Linked DNA regions of Homo sapiens: region 1 is linked to region 2. The links are chromatin loops, found by intact Hi-C in ENCODE. Cell type or tissue: heart left ventricle. All regions are shown on one strand. Each heading gives the region's core, and the rest is flanking DNA. Links, peaks and the distances in the headings are about the cores only.

Region 1 (8,584 bases), core at 1,981-5,980, 630 kb after region 2:
GACAGGTTTTGCCATGTTGCCCAGGCTGGTCTTGAACTCCTGACTCAAGCAATCTGCCCACCTCAGCCTCCCATAGTGCTGGGATTAGAGGTGTGAGCCAGACTTCTAAGTCTTATTTAAAAGACTCATAAGGCTATAGCTGCCATAGACAGTGATTCCTCTGATGAATTTAGGCAAAGTAAATTGAAAACCTCCTGGGAAGGATTCACCATTCCAGATGCCATTCAGAGAATTCAAGAGAGGAGGCCAAAATAGCAACAATAACAGGCATTTGGAAGAAACTTATTTGAACACTCATGGATGACTTCGAGGGGTTCAAGACTTCAGTGGAGGAATTAACTGCAGATACGTGGAAAGTGCAAGTGAAACTAGGATAAGAAGTGGAGCCTTAAGATGTGACTGAATTGCTGCAATCTCGATAAAACTTAAATGCATGAGGAGTTGCTTCTCATGAATGAGCAAAGAAAGTGGATTCTTGAGTTTATGAAGATCATCACTCACATCACTTCACCCCTGGTGAAGATGCTGTAAACATTGTTGAAATAACAACAAAGGATTTAGAATATTATATGAACTCAGTTGATAAAGTAGTGGCTGGGGTTGAGAGGATTGAATCCAATTTGAAAGATGCTCTACTGTGGGTAAAATGCTATCAAACAGCATTGCATGCTACAGATAAATCTTTTGTGTGTGAAAGAGTCAATCAATGTGGTCAACTTTACTGTAGTCCTATTTTAAGAAATTGTCACAGTCATCTTAACCTTTAGCAACCACCAATCTGATCAATTAGCAGCCATCAACATCGAGGCAAGATCTTTCATCAGCAAAAAGATTACAACTTTCTGAAAGCTCAAATAATTGTTAGCATTTTATAGCAAAAAAGTATTTTTTTATTTAAGGTATGTACTTCCTTATTTTTTATTTTTTGAGATGGAGTTTTGCTCTTGTTGCCCAGGCTGGAGTGCAATGGTGCGATCTCGGCTCACTGCAGCCTCTGCCTCCTGGGTTCAAGGGATTCTGCTGCCTCAGCCTCCTGAGTAGCGTAGCTGGGATTACAGACAAGTGCCACCAAGCCTAGCTAATTTTTGTATTTTTAGTAGAGACGGGGTTTCACTGCGTTGGCCAGATGGGTCTCGAACTCTTGACCTTGTGATCCGCCCACCTGGGCCTCCCAAAGTGCTGGGATTACAGGCGTGAGCCACCTTTCCCAGCCAACATATGTACTTTCTAAAGACATAATGCTACTGCACACTTAATAGACTACATTATAGTGTAAACATAACTTTTATATGCACTGGGACCAAAAAACTTGTATTACTCGCTTTACTGCAATATACACTTCGTCGCCGTGGGCTTGAACCAAACCTGCAGCATCACCTAGGTATGCCTGTATCTAAAAATGTGGAAGTGGCTTTGGAATTGAGTAATGTGTAGAGGCTGGAATAACTCTGAGGTGCTTGATAGTAAAAGCCTGGATTGCCTTGGTAAAAATACGGGCTTTGCAAGCATCGTAGAATCCCAGGGATTTTAATATTGCAAGAGCAGAGAAGACATGTTGCATGGGATTAAAAAAATGAGAAGTAAGTAAACATAATGGTTTTACATGCTATTTAAAGTACAACATTAGTACAACAAATTAGCATCCCTAATTTAAGAGGACTAGTGTAAGAAAATGTTATCATTATTGCCATAGCACTATTGGAGTTAACATTACCTTGGAGCAGATAAACTTTTATTAAAATGCAGAAAGCCAGGTCACAGACTGTATTCTCTTCCTCATTTACTTATACTGATTGGACAATTCAGGCAGTGTAGATGAAAAGTGGATTCTTTATAGTCAGATGAGTTTGAATCTGAGATTGTCACTTAATGTAAGCTTGGACAAGTAACAGCCTTTTTGCCTCAATTTTCTTGAATAATGGATTAATTTTAAGGGTTATAATTTCTGTGCTAGGTTTCACTTTCCTATTTTTTTTTGGACGTAGGATCTTGTTGTCACCCTTGTTGGACTGGTCACCTTTGTATCTTCCCACATGTAGCATAAGTGCCTTCTATATATTGTAGGCTCTACCAAAAGTGTTTTTGGAATGAATCCTACTTAATTCCATTTGTATCCAAGTTTTCCAACCAAATCCCCACTTCAAGGACTTTCCATGTGCTAGTTGCCTTTTCTAGAATGCTTTTTTCTCTTCTCTAGCTAATTTCTAATCAAACGTCAGGTCTGAACTTCCTTGAGAGATTATTTATTTATTTACTTATTTTTTGAGATGAAGTCTTGCTCTGTCACCCAGGCTAGAGTGTAGTGGCGCAGTCTCGGCTCACTGCAACCTCCACCTCCCAGGTTCGAGAAACTCTTGTGCCTCAGCCTCCCGAGTAGCGGGATTACAGGCACCCGCCCCTATGCCCAGCTAATTTTTGTATCTTTAGTAGAGATAGGGTTTCACCATGTTGCCTAGGCTGGTCTCGAACTCTCGACCTCATGTGATCCTCTCGCCTCGGTCTCCCAAAGTGCTGGGATTACAGGTGTGAGCCTCTGCACCCAGCCCCTTGAGAGATCGTATGTGAAATCCTAGTTATATGCTCACAAAACACTGCAGTTTCAAATCAAAGCATTTATTACAACTGTAATTAAATAACTGTTTAAGGTCTCCCCACCTGCTAGATTTCTTTATGAAGGCAAGGATGTTCAGCTTATTGTTGCATCCACTATGCTTAGACAATATAGGCTAAATGTTGGTTGTTGGCTATAATAATAGCTATTATGGACATTCAAATAAATTTTTGAATGAATAACCCTGAGCAATTCTGTTTCTATTGGTGCTGTGACATTATGTACAAAAGTACATGAAGGCTGCTTGGTGGTTCCCATATTATTGACTAGACATAAACACTGCTTTTCTTCACCATATTATAGCAGGCTATTTCCTCATGTTTATGTTTCAGCCAGTGACAACTACAGATCCCAATTGGCCATGCTGATGTTAAACGTTAAAGGATGGCTGCCAATGAGAATTGTGCGCCGGGCAGGAACGTGCATCATGCTTGGGCGTGAGAAATGAATCTGAGACCAGGTAGGTACTCAGAGAGGTATAATCCGAGCACAGCCATCACATCCCAAGCTCATTCAGTGAGCTCAGGTCTCACCAGTCCCTGCTCTGTCTTGCTGTTACTTTTGACAAGTAACTTTGCTGGGGTTCGGTTTCCTTGGCTGCTAGACTTCTGTGCACCTTCTGTTTATCTGAATAAACTTTCACCTCATTGAACTGCTGTTGCTCAGGTCAGCCTTTGGCGTCTCCTATACTTCCCAGGGATATGAAATGGGTCCCTCAGACAAATACTCGGTCTGAAGATGAAACGAGGGCAGAACTCAAGTCGCAGATTTGTATCATGGATAAACACTGAGTACCAAGTTAGTACCAAGAAGTAGGAACCACACTGGTGCCTCCCGCTCTCCTCCGCACGTGCACAAACCCTCAACTGCCCCTAGGAGTTGGTCATCTGGCTTCTCTGGGGTAACAGCCACATCCTCCATAAAGGGTCAGGAGCCCCAGCCTCCAGAGACTCCAGACAGTTTTCTCAAGGACGCGAACATACCCTCCCCGACGGCATCGTACCCACCCCTTCCCGGGCCCTGTCACCTTGACTGCCCGTCCCATGGCTCTCCTCACCGCGGCCGCTACCTCCAGAGCAGTCGAGTAGCCCCGCCTCTCAGCAACCAATCAAAGACTGAACTGTTTCCAGCCCCCTGTAGTCGCGTTACTAATGCGCCACAACGAATCACTAGGCAGCATCTCCCTTTTAGCCCCGCCCTCCTCCAAAGGACGGAGGAGGCGTTTGCTAAACGGGCGTTTGCTAAAGGCGTTTGCTAAACGGATGGGAACTGGTAAAATCGCGAGGAGCCGCAGAGCCCAATTACTGGCCAGAAGAGAACGGAAATCACCTGGACGCCATGTTAGTTAGGGGCACAGTCACTTCCGGCGCAGGGATCGTCTGCTAGGCGGACTAGGTTTGTATATAGTGGATGGCGTCGGCACCCGCGTTTTGTTACCTCCTGTTTAGGGTATAGGATCGTCTGTAAAAGAACCTTTATTTTAACGTTTCCCAGTTGCGACTATCTCTTTGGAAATGTGCATAAATAAAAGCCAAGTCCTAACAGCTGCAGCGGGCATTGATTGGAACACTGACTCCTAAAAATTTTATGCGTATATTCTCTCATTTATTTCCATAGAAGGTGAGGTTAAATTACTCGCTGAAGTTCGCACATTTAGTAAATGGAGATCTGGGATGCAAATCCGCTATGCCTGACCGTAAAGCCTAGTTTTACCCTTTACATTTTGCCTATTCAGCTCTCTCTACTCCTTGGTTTTGCTGATAAAGAGGTCAGAAATGGGTAATTAATCAGCAGCATCATAATTAGAAACAATCATAAGTATTTAAGTGCGTTTCAACTTATGACCTTGCAAGCATCAAGAAAAAACTCTGTAGTCACGTTACTAACGCGCCACAACCTTTTCCTATTGTTCCTATTGCATAATTGTTCTCCTTCCCTACCCGTGTAGCCTTTCAGGTTAACTTTTAGGTAAAATTGACTTCTTATTAAAAATGAAAGATCTGGACCAATGGATTTCCAAGGCCCTTTTCTTTCTCTGTGATCTATGTTATTCTAAGGAATTATTGCAAGTCATTCTGAGAATAACAAGATAATCGATTTTTTAAAATTAAGATGCATTCGATTTGCAGAACATTTAACGTAATGAAGCGATTAAACCAAGTATACTGGATATTGTCTTTTATCTGAGAAACAATAAACTAGATGATCTTGGACCTTGCATTGTGTTTTCTGAATGCTGACGGTGATTTAAAAGATACCCCGTCCCCGCTCCCCCATTTTCAGTGTAGACTCATAGTGCAGCTTCCTGAAAATTCATAACTTATTGTGATGATTTCTTGCTAGCTACTGTCCTGAATTCAGTTAACCAAAGTCCCTCATCTGCTGATACTTTAAAACAGTTCTATAATGACAGAATCAGTTCAGTTCTGTGGCTCCTCTTTTCTTAAATAAATCTGCATGTCTCCTTTAACTGTTCCACATATGAGGTGGGCTCTTCACTATTCTAGTTGTTCTGGGAACATGGCCTGGTTTGTCTTGTCACCCCAAAATAATCAAAAGGCTAAGGATCCAGTTAAAAAGGTTTATTCAACTGTAAAGTGTAAGGGCAGTCATATGGGAACATGTAGACACCAAAGAATGCTGATCAGTGCTTCCAGCGTAAGGAAAATTGAAGATGGTTTATATAAGACAAAATGGAGATGCCAAACAGAATTACAACATTTTCCAAACAATGGATAACATCCAGATTTAAGATCTGATTGGCTAGTATTGATTACACTCTAAGGTGGTTGCTTAATATTCTATCGTAAAAAAGTAACAATCACAAGGGTCTACAGCTCTAATATTATGTAGTCCAGGTTTGAAACGAAGAATAGGGAGTCTGATTAATGTATAACATCTCAACACAAAGGTCGGGAAGCAACAATAGTCATGCACCAGAGAAGAAAAACAGCTGTATTACATGACTCAGTTTTCAAGGCTTAACTTTGCCCCCTTGGCTTAATAAATTTGGAAGGTTCTGAAATTTCATTGTCTTTTTAAAGTTTGCATCTCAAAGTATAAGTCGCAGAACTGAACAGGAAATTCCAGCATGTTCATCATGTAAGTTCACAGAGCTATGTAGTAGGCAGAATAATGGCCTCCAGAAGATAACTGTTGAGATTCCGGAACCTCTGACTATGTTATATATGACAAGAGGCTTTGAAGATGTCATTAAATTAAGTATTTTGAGATGGGAAGATTATCCTGGATTGTGTGCTGGACTCAGTGTAATCACAAGGATCCTTATAAGTGAAAGAAGGAAGCAGAGTCAGGGAGAAGTTTGAAGATGTTCTGCTGCTGGCTTTGAAGATGGAGGAAGATGGAGGAAGGGGCCACAAACCAAGCAAGCCTCCTCTAGAAATTGGAAACGGTGAGGAAATGATTTCTTCCCTAGAGCATCCAGAAGGAATGCACCCTTGCCAACACTTGATTTTAGCTCAGTGAAACTCAATTTGGACTTCTGACTTACAAAATGCTACCTGTTTTTGGCTCCTTCCATTTTCTTTTCCTTTTTTTTTTTTTTTTTTTTTTTTTTTTGAGAAGGAGTCTCCTACTGTCGCCCAGGCTGGAGTGCAGTGGCATGATCTCAGCTCACTGCAAGCTCCGCCTCCCTGATCTCAGCTCACTGCAAGCTCCGCCTCCCGTGTTCACGCCGTTCTCCTGCCTCGGCCTCCTGATTATCTGGGACTACAGGCGCCTGCCACCACGCCCAGCGAATTTTTTATATTTTTAGTAAAGACGGGGTTTGACCATGTTAGCCAGGATGGTCTCAATCTCCTGACCTCGTGATCCGCCTGCCTTGGCCTCCCAAAGTGCTGGGATTACAGGCGTGAGCCACCGCACCTGGCCCAACTCCTTCCATTTTCAAAGCCAATAATGGAGCTTTTTTTTTTTTTTCGAGACAGAGTCTTACCCTGTTGCCAAGGCTGCAATGGCATGATCTCGGCTCACTGCAACCTCCGCCTCACAGGTTCAAACGATTCTCCTGCCTCAGCCTCCCGAGTAGCTGGGATTACAGGCTCCTGCCACCATGCCCAACTATTTTTGGTATTTTTAGTAGAGACAGGGTTTCACCATGTTGGCCAGGCTGGTCTCAAACGCCTGACCTCATGATAGCCCACCTCGGCCTCCCAAAGTGCTGGGATTACAGTCGTGAGTCACCACACCCGGCCGAGCATTTTCAAATCTCAGACTCTCACCTCTGCCTCTGTGGTCACATCTCCTTCTCTTACTCTCACTCTTCTGTGTCTCTCTTTCACTTACAAGGGCTGTTGTGATTACTTTGGGCCCACCTAGATAATGCAGGAACCTCCCTATTCCAAGATCCTTAACTTAATCACATCTACAAAATCCCACTTACCATGTAAAGTAACATATTCACAGGCTCCAGGGATTAGGACATGGGCATCTTCTGCCTAGCACACTGAGTTTGCGTGATGCCAGTCAATAAGGTTGAAATGGAAAGAAATGAGGTAGAAGCAGCAGCAATGGGCCTGATCACACAGGGCCCTATAAGCCAAGGTAAGGATGTTGGATTTTATTCTGTGATGTTATACACTAGCATATTACCAGCAGGAGAGTGACATTATGATTTATATTTTATAAAGATCATTTTGGGTGCTGTGTGGCAAATTAACTACAATGGAAGCAGATAGGTTATCCAACTAGGAGCCTTTCAAAGTACTCCAGGAAAGAGATGTTAGTAGCTTGGATTAGAGTAGTGGAGATAGAGGAGATAAGTGATTAGATCCTTGGTGATGTGTGTTGAAAGTACAGAGAGAAGGTTTAAGGATGATTTCAAGGCTTTTTGGCTGGAGTGACTGGGTGAATGGTGGTACAGCAGATACAGAATCCTGCAAAAGGAGGTTTTGGTTTGTTTGTTGTGGAGGGAGTCAAAATAAAATTGCAGTGCCTGGTAGCCATCTAAGTGGAGGTGGTCAATAGGCTGTAATGTATGTCACAGACCAGTCTGGAATTAAGGGAAGAGGTAGGTCAAGAGACAAATACTTGAGAGTCACTACTCTATAGATGGTAAAGCCTTCAGATGGAATGAAAGCTGACCATGTTATTTATTATCCAAACCAGCACACATTTTTTTATTTTGACAATTTCAGACACATAAAAGTTGCAAGAATAATACATAGAATTTGCATATGCCTTTCAGTCAGATTCTCCAAATGTTAACATTTTATTGTAATTGCTTTATCCTTTTCTATTTCTCTAATTACCTATAGACAGACACTTTTTCTCTGAACTATTTGAAAGTAAGTTGCGGACATGATACCCATAGCCTTAAATACTTCAGTGGGTTTTTCCTACAAAGACATTCCCTTGTATCAGTAGTTCTTAAAGTATGGTTCCCGGGCCAGCAGCAACTGTATCACCTGGAAAGTTAGAAACCTAACTTGTAGGGCCCCACCCCAGATCAACTGATTTTGACAATTTTTCTGTGGTTATGAAAGGAAATTAACATGACTTCAAAACTATTATCTAATTTATAGGCATTATTTAGATTTTACGAATTGTCCCAGTAATGTCTTTGATAGCAAAAGTACCAAATGGACACTTTTGAGATTAAAGGCAACCACATTCAATAATTTTGCCAAGACAAGGGTAGTAATGTAATCATAAAAGGCAGCTGAGCTCACATCTGTAATCCCAGCACTTTGGGAGGCTGAGGCGGGTGGAACACCTGAGGTCAGAAGTTTGAGAACAGCCTGGCCAGCATGGGGAAACCCTGTCTCTACTAAAAATACAAAAATTAGCCAGGTGTGGTGGTGCGCGCCTGTAGTCCTAGCTACTTGGGAGGCTGAGGCATGAGAATCACTCGAACTCGGGAGGCAGAGGTTGCAATGAGCCGAGATTGTGCCACTGCAGTCGAGCCTGGGCGACAGAGCAAGAATCTATCTAAAAAAAAAAAAGGCATTGAGG
Region 2 (4,000 bases), core at 1-4,000:
AATATGTTAATATCTTAATCATCAATAAATAGTGCAATAACTTTAAATACTTATTTACTGTCTCCTCACCTAGAAAGTTAGCTCTTTTTTACTTTGGATCCCCACTGCCTAGAACATAAATGATTGTGGAAAGAATATGTTACTATCTTAATCATCAATAAATAGTGCTTTAAAAAAGTCTTGGAACATTGAAACTCAGTATTTTGGTTGTTGACAAATTCTCAAAGAGATATAAATTCTGCCTATTACTTTTTCTTTTCTAAATATCTTCAGACCCTTATTTAGAGCATAAACTCTAGCTGCAAATCAGTGGGAGTTGGTAGCCACTTAAAGAAAATAAAATTTAATTTGTATACCTAATTAAATGAAATTCTCAAAAAGTATTTGTTTTTTGAGATAGGGCCCCCCTCTGTTGCCCAGGCTGAAGTACAAGTGGCACTCACTGCAGCGTTGACTTCCCACACTCAAGCTACCCTCCCACCTCAGCCACCCGAGTGGGACCACAGGTGTGCGCCGTGACCACACCTGGCTAATTTTTGTTTGTTTTTGAGACGGTGTCTCGCTCTTGTTGCCCGGGCTGGAGTGCAATGGCACAATCTCGGCTCACTGCAACCTCTGCCTCCTGGGTTCAAGCAATTCTCCTGTCCCAGCCTCCCAGGTAGTTGGGATTACAGGCATTCGCCGCCACCACGCCGGCTAATTTTTTGGAGACGGGGTTTCACCATGCTGGTCAGGCTGGTCTTGAACTCGTGACCTCAGGTGATCCACTCGCCTCGGCCTCCCAAAGTGCTGGGATAACAGGCGTGAGCCACAGCGCCCGGCCACACCTGGCTAATTAAAATTTTTTTTTTTTTTTTTTTTTTGTAGAGACAGGGTCTTACTGTTGCCCAAGCTGGTTTCGAACTACAGAGCTAAAGCGATCTGCCTGCCTCGGCCTTGCAGTGTTGCGATTACAGACGTGAGCTACCACGCCTGCCCAAAGTATTTTTATCCAGCCTTCCAACCATATACAAGTTATTTCCTAAATTTCTCTGAGGATTACATCCCATTGTACGAGCTTCCTCATCCTGGAGGGGGAGTGAGTGAATGGATGGGGTTGCTGAAAATTTATAAGATTAGTTTGATACAAACTCTGATATATTTTGGTTCCATGGGTTAAATAAGACTGTGAGGTCACATGTGAGCAATGTTTTTCTTTTTTTAGAAAGCGTTTCTTCCCTGTAACTTGACTAAAATTCCACAGTTCCTCCCGTCTTCATACCTAAACATTAAGATAGATTTATTAAAAATCTAAATAATTAGCGTAAAGGGTTAGATATCTGTACATATATGTCTTTAGGCTTCCTGACTTCGTTGGTTTCACCTGATTTTGTTGGTTAACAAGGAAACAGCCTAACTCCTGAGCCTCCAATCGCTAGCTCTTCCAAGAGACTAATTCCCGGTGTCAGGGTTCTAGGCGCTAGTACAAACTGCCCGCAGTGCCTGCTCGAGGTCGTCTTTGCGGGGAGCCATGGCTGTGGCAGGGGTCCCGGCAGTTTCCTTCACCAGTCCCTGTGAGCCAGCCCCCGCGCTGTCCAGATCCCAGACCTCTCGCGGGCCGGCGCAGCCTTCTAAGGGCGGTCCTGGGGTCCTGGGCTCAAAGTCCAGCCTTGGCCGCGGCCCCACGGGTACGCTTGTGGGCCTTCCGTGCTCCAGGAGCCGCCAGACTCTGCCCGGCGCGGAATGGAGGTGTGAAGCCGCAGAAGCTAGGGAGGGGCTGACAAGGAAGAGTCGGTTGCCCGTGGTTCCCTACGCAACTCTGTGGGTGCGGGGAGTCGAAGCCTTCTGCACTCCAAGGCTCCTGGCATCGTCCCCGCGCCACCCCGGCGTACCCTCTGATGGTCGCTGACAGCTTCACAGGGGAAGATCGAGACTGACCCTTCTCCCGCTACACATCCCTAGCCACCTTCCAGTCCTGTCCTCTCGGCTCACGCCCCGCCCCTGCCACGTGACGGGACCCGCCAGTGAGCCTATGGGAGGCAGCTCCGCCCCACGCCCCCACCTTGCCCCTTGCTCCGCGCGCCGCCACGTGATGCGGCCCCCCTCCAGCCAATGAGTGCCGGCCTTGCCTCGCGCCCCGCCCCGCGCGCCGTGGCCGTTTGAAGTGACTAATTTCTGTCATATGACTGAGGCGCCCATGGGGGTGGCGGGGCGGCTGTAGGAGCAGGGGCCTAGCAAGCGCCCAGCGGAGCGACCCCTGCCTGGCCGTGGCTAGCATGGCCCCTACGCTGTTCCAGAAGCTCTTCAGCAAGAGGACCGGGCTGGGCGCGCCCGGCCGCGACGCCCGGGACCCAGATTGCGGGTTCAGGTAGGGCGCTGTGGGGCGGGGGTCGCGGAGCCGATGGCCTTGTGGGCTCCGGGCTCCAGGGGTGTTGGGGCCTTCGGTGTTCCGACCCGAGCGGAAGCGCCGCGCCGAGAGCAGCATCTGGTCCTCGGTGGGGTGGAGCCGGCTGCGGGCTAGCGCCGAAGGGTTGGAGCGAGGTCCTACCTTTTATTTTACCCCACCCGCCTCGCCGTTGCCCCTTCCCCCTCCTCCCGTCGGTTTGTTTACGACCTGCCCCCAGCCACGCGCGACTCTGCTCCTCCGGACCTAGCACCGCGGCCTGAGACTTTGGGTCCACACGCCTTCCTGGCACCGAGTAGAGTTGGGCGCGGGCTGGATTGGACCTCAGCCGCCGTACTCCGGGCCGCGAAGTTCTCCCCTCCTCCCCGTGACCAGTTGTCCTCCGGGCGCTGCGTTCCAGCTCCGTTGGCGTTGTGGAGAGAGCGGCACGTTTGGCCAAGCTTCTGAGTTGAGAGAAGGCTGGAGGAGCGAGTAGGCAACGTGCCGTTCTTTCAGGTTTCTTGGACGCTAAAATTGGAGGTGTGCAGTAACCGGACCGAGCGACCTTAATGTTATCGAAGGAGAAATGTGAAACTTGAGTTTAGGGTTACTGCCGAAGGAAGACCAAATTGAATGAAATCTGGCCTTGGAATTGGCTGTAGATTCTTCCTCCTCGAATTGTTACTGAAAAGGAGTCTTAAAAATTGAAAATGTTAGTAGAGCATTTTGTAGTGTTACAGGCTTTGTTAATTTTTCATTGTAGTACCTGTTGCTGGCAGAGTAACTTTTCAGAATTGTAAGATTTGATATAAACCTGAATTCAAGGTAAAATTTAGTCGTTAAACTGCACCTGAGGAGATTATGTCCAAACAGCCTTTATACGTATTGCAGTGTGGAAACTTGCAAATATAACTAGGCTAAATGTCAAATGCCACACGTTTTAAACTTGGTAGGATAGCAAAGAGCCCAGTTGTACAACAATAGTAGAAACAAAAAAATAAAATAAAAATAAAAAAAGAGAATCTGTCAAATTTTGGAACAGGCGAAGTTGCCACACTGGTTTAAGAAATTTTGCTATTCTTAAAATTATTCACTCTCTCTTGCTAATGCAGGTCTCATCAGGAAAAATTCAGTAAATGCATATGGAATTGAAGAGGTTTTTCTACGTATCTGTCTTTTCCCCTGAAAAATAAATGTGTCATGCTCATCTGTCTCTCTTTAAACATTTCTTTAGTGTTTTTCCTTTGAAAAATGAAAGTGCAGGTTAGATAATACTACATTGAGCCATCTAGTAACTCAAGCGACAATAGGAAACAGGTTCCGATAGGATATTTAAAAGGTGGCATTTGAATAGACAACTGCTTTCTATTTCTGGACAAAGATTGACTTTGGGTACGTAGGTTTACAAGGCTCTCAAGTCACTCATATGAAAAAACATTTTCACGTCTGGTTTTCAAAAATGTAAAGTCTACTACATAGTTGCGTAATACTATTTTACAGTTACCAAAGAACTTTCTCATCAGTTATCTTATTTGATGTTTCACAGCAATCTTACGAGATAGAGCAAGTAGCAGTGCAGATAACTATATACTTTTGCCAGTGGAAGTAAGAATTATCTGTAAGCCCAATAACTGCAGT

The links. Peaks named below come from ENCODE experiments on the same cell type or tissue, not always from the same donor. Only the 100,000 strongest peaks of a DNase experiment are listed, where the experiment ranks them.
Region 1: it touches region 2 in a loop (7-fold over the local background); 14 of 110 quality-filtered maps call a loop at or near these places.

Annotation. Positions count from the first base shown.
Region 1 is chr5:131,166,093-131,174,676 of GRCh38, reverse strand. LYRM7 (LYR motif containing 7) reads right to left here and starts at 3,733. Exons shown (of 5, transcript NM_181705.4): 1 at 3,639-3,733. The coding sequence starts at 3,656. RefSeq lists a silencer at 2,910-2,959 and an enhancer at 3,870-4,059. In heart left ventricle, for the core only: a CTCF peak has its summit at 3,757; a DNase peak (open chromatin) is centred at 3,816; H3K4me3 peaks cover 2,103 bases; H3K27ac peaks cover 1,010 bases.
Region 2 is chr5:131,795,177-131,799,176 of GRCh38, reverse strand. It overlaps FNIP1 (folliculin interacting protein 1), which reads left to right and starts at 2,160. Exons shown (of 18, transcript NM_133372.3): 1 at 2,160-2,347. The coding sequence starts at 2,256. RefSeq lists silencers at 1,957-2,216, 2,267-2,546. In heart left ventricle, for the core only: a CTCF peak has its summit at 2,231; DNase peaks (open chromatin) are centred at 2,056 and 2,676; H3K4me3 peaks cover 3,074 bases; H3K27ac peaks cover 2,815 bases.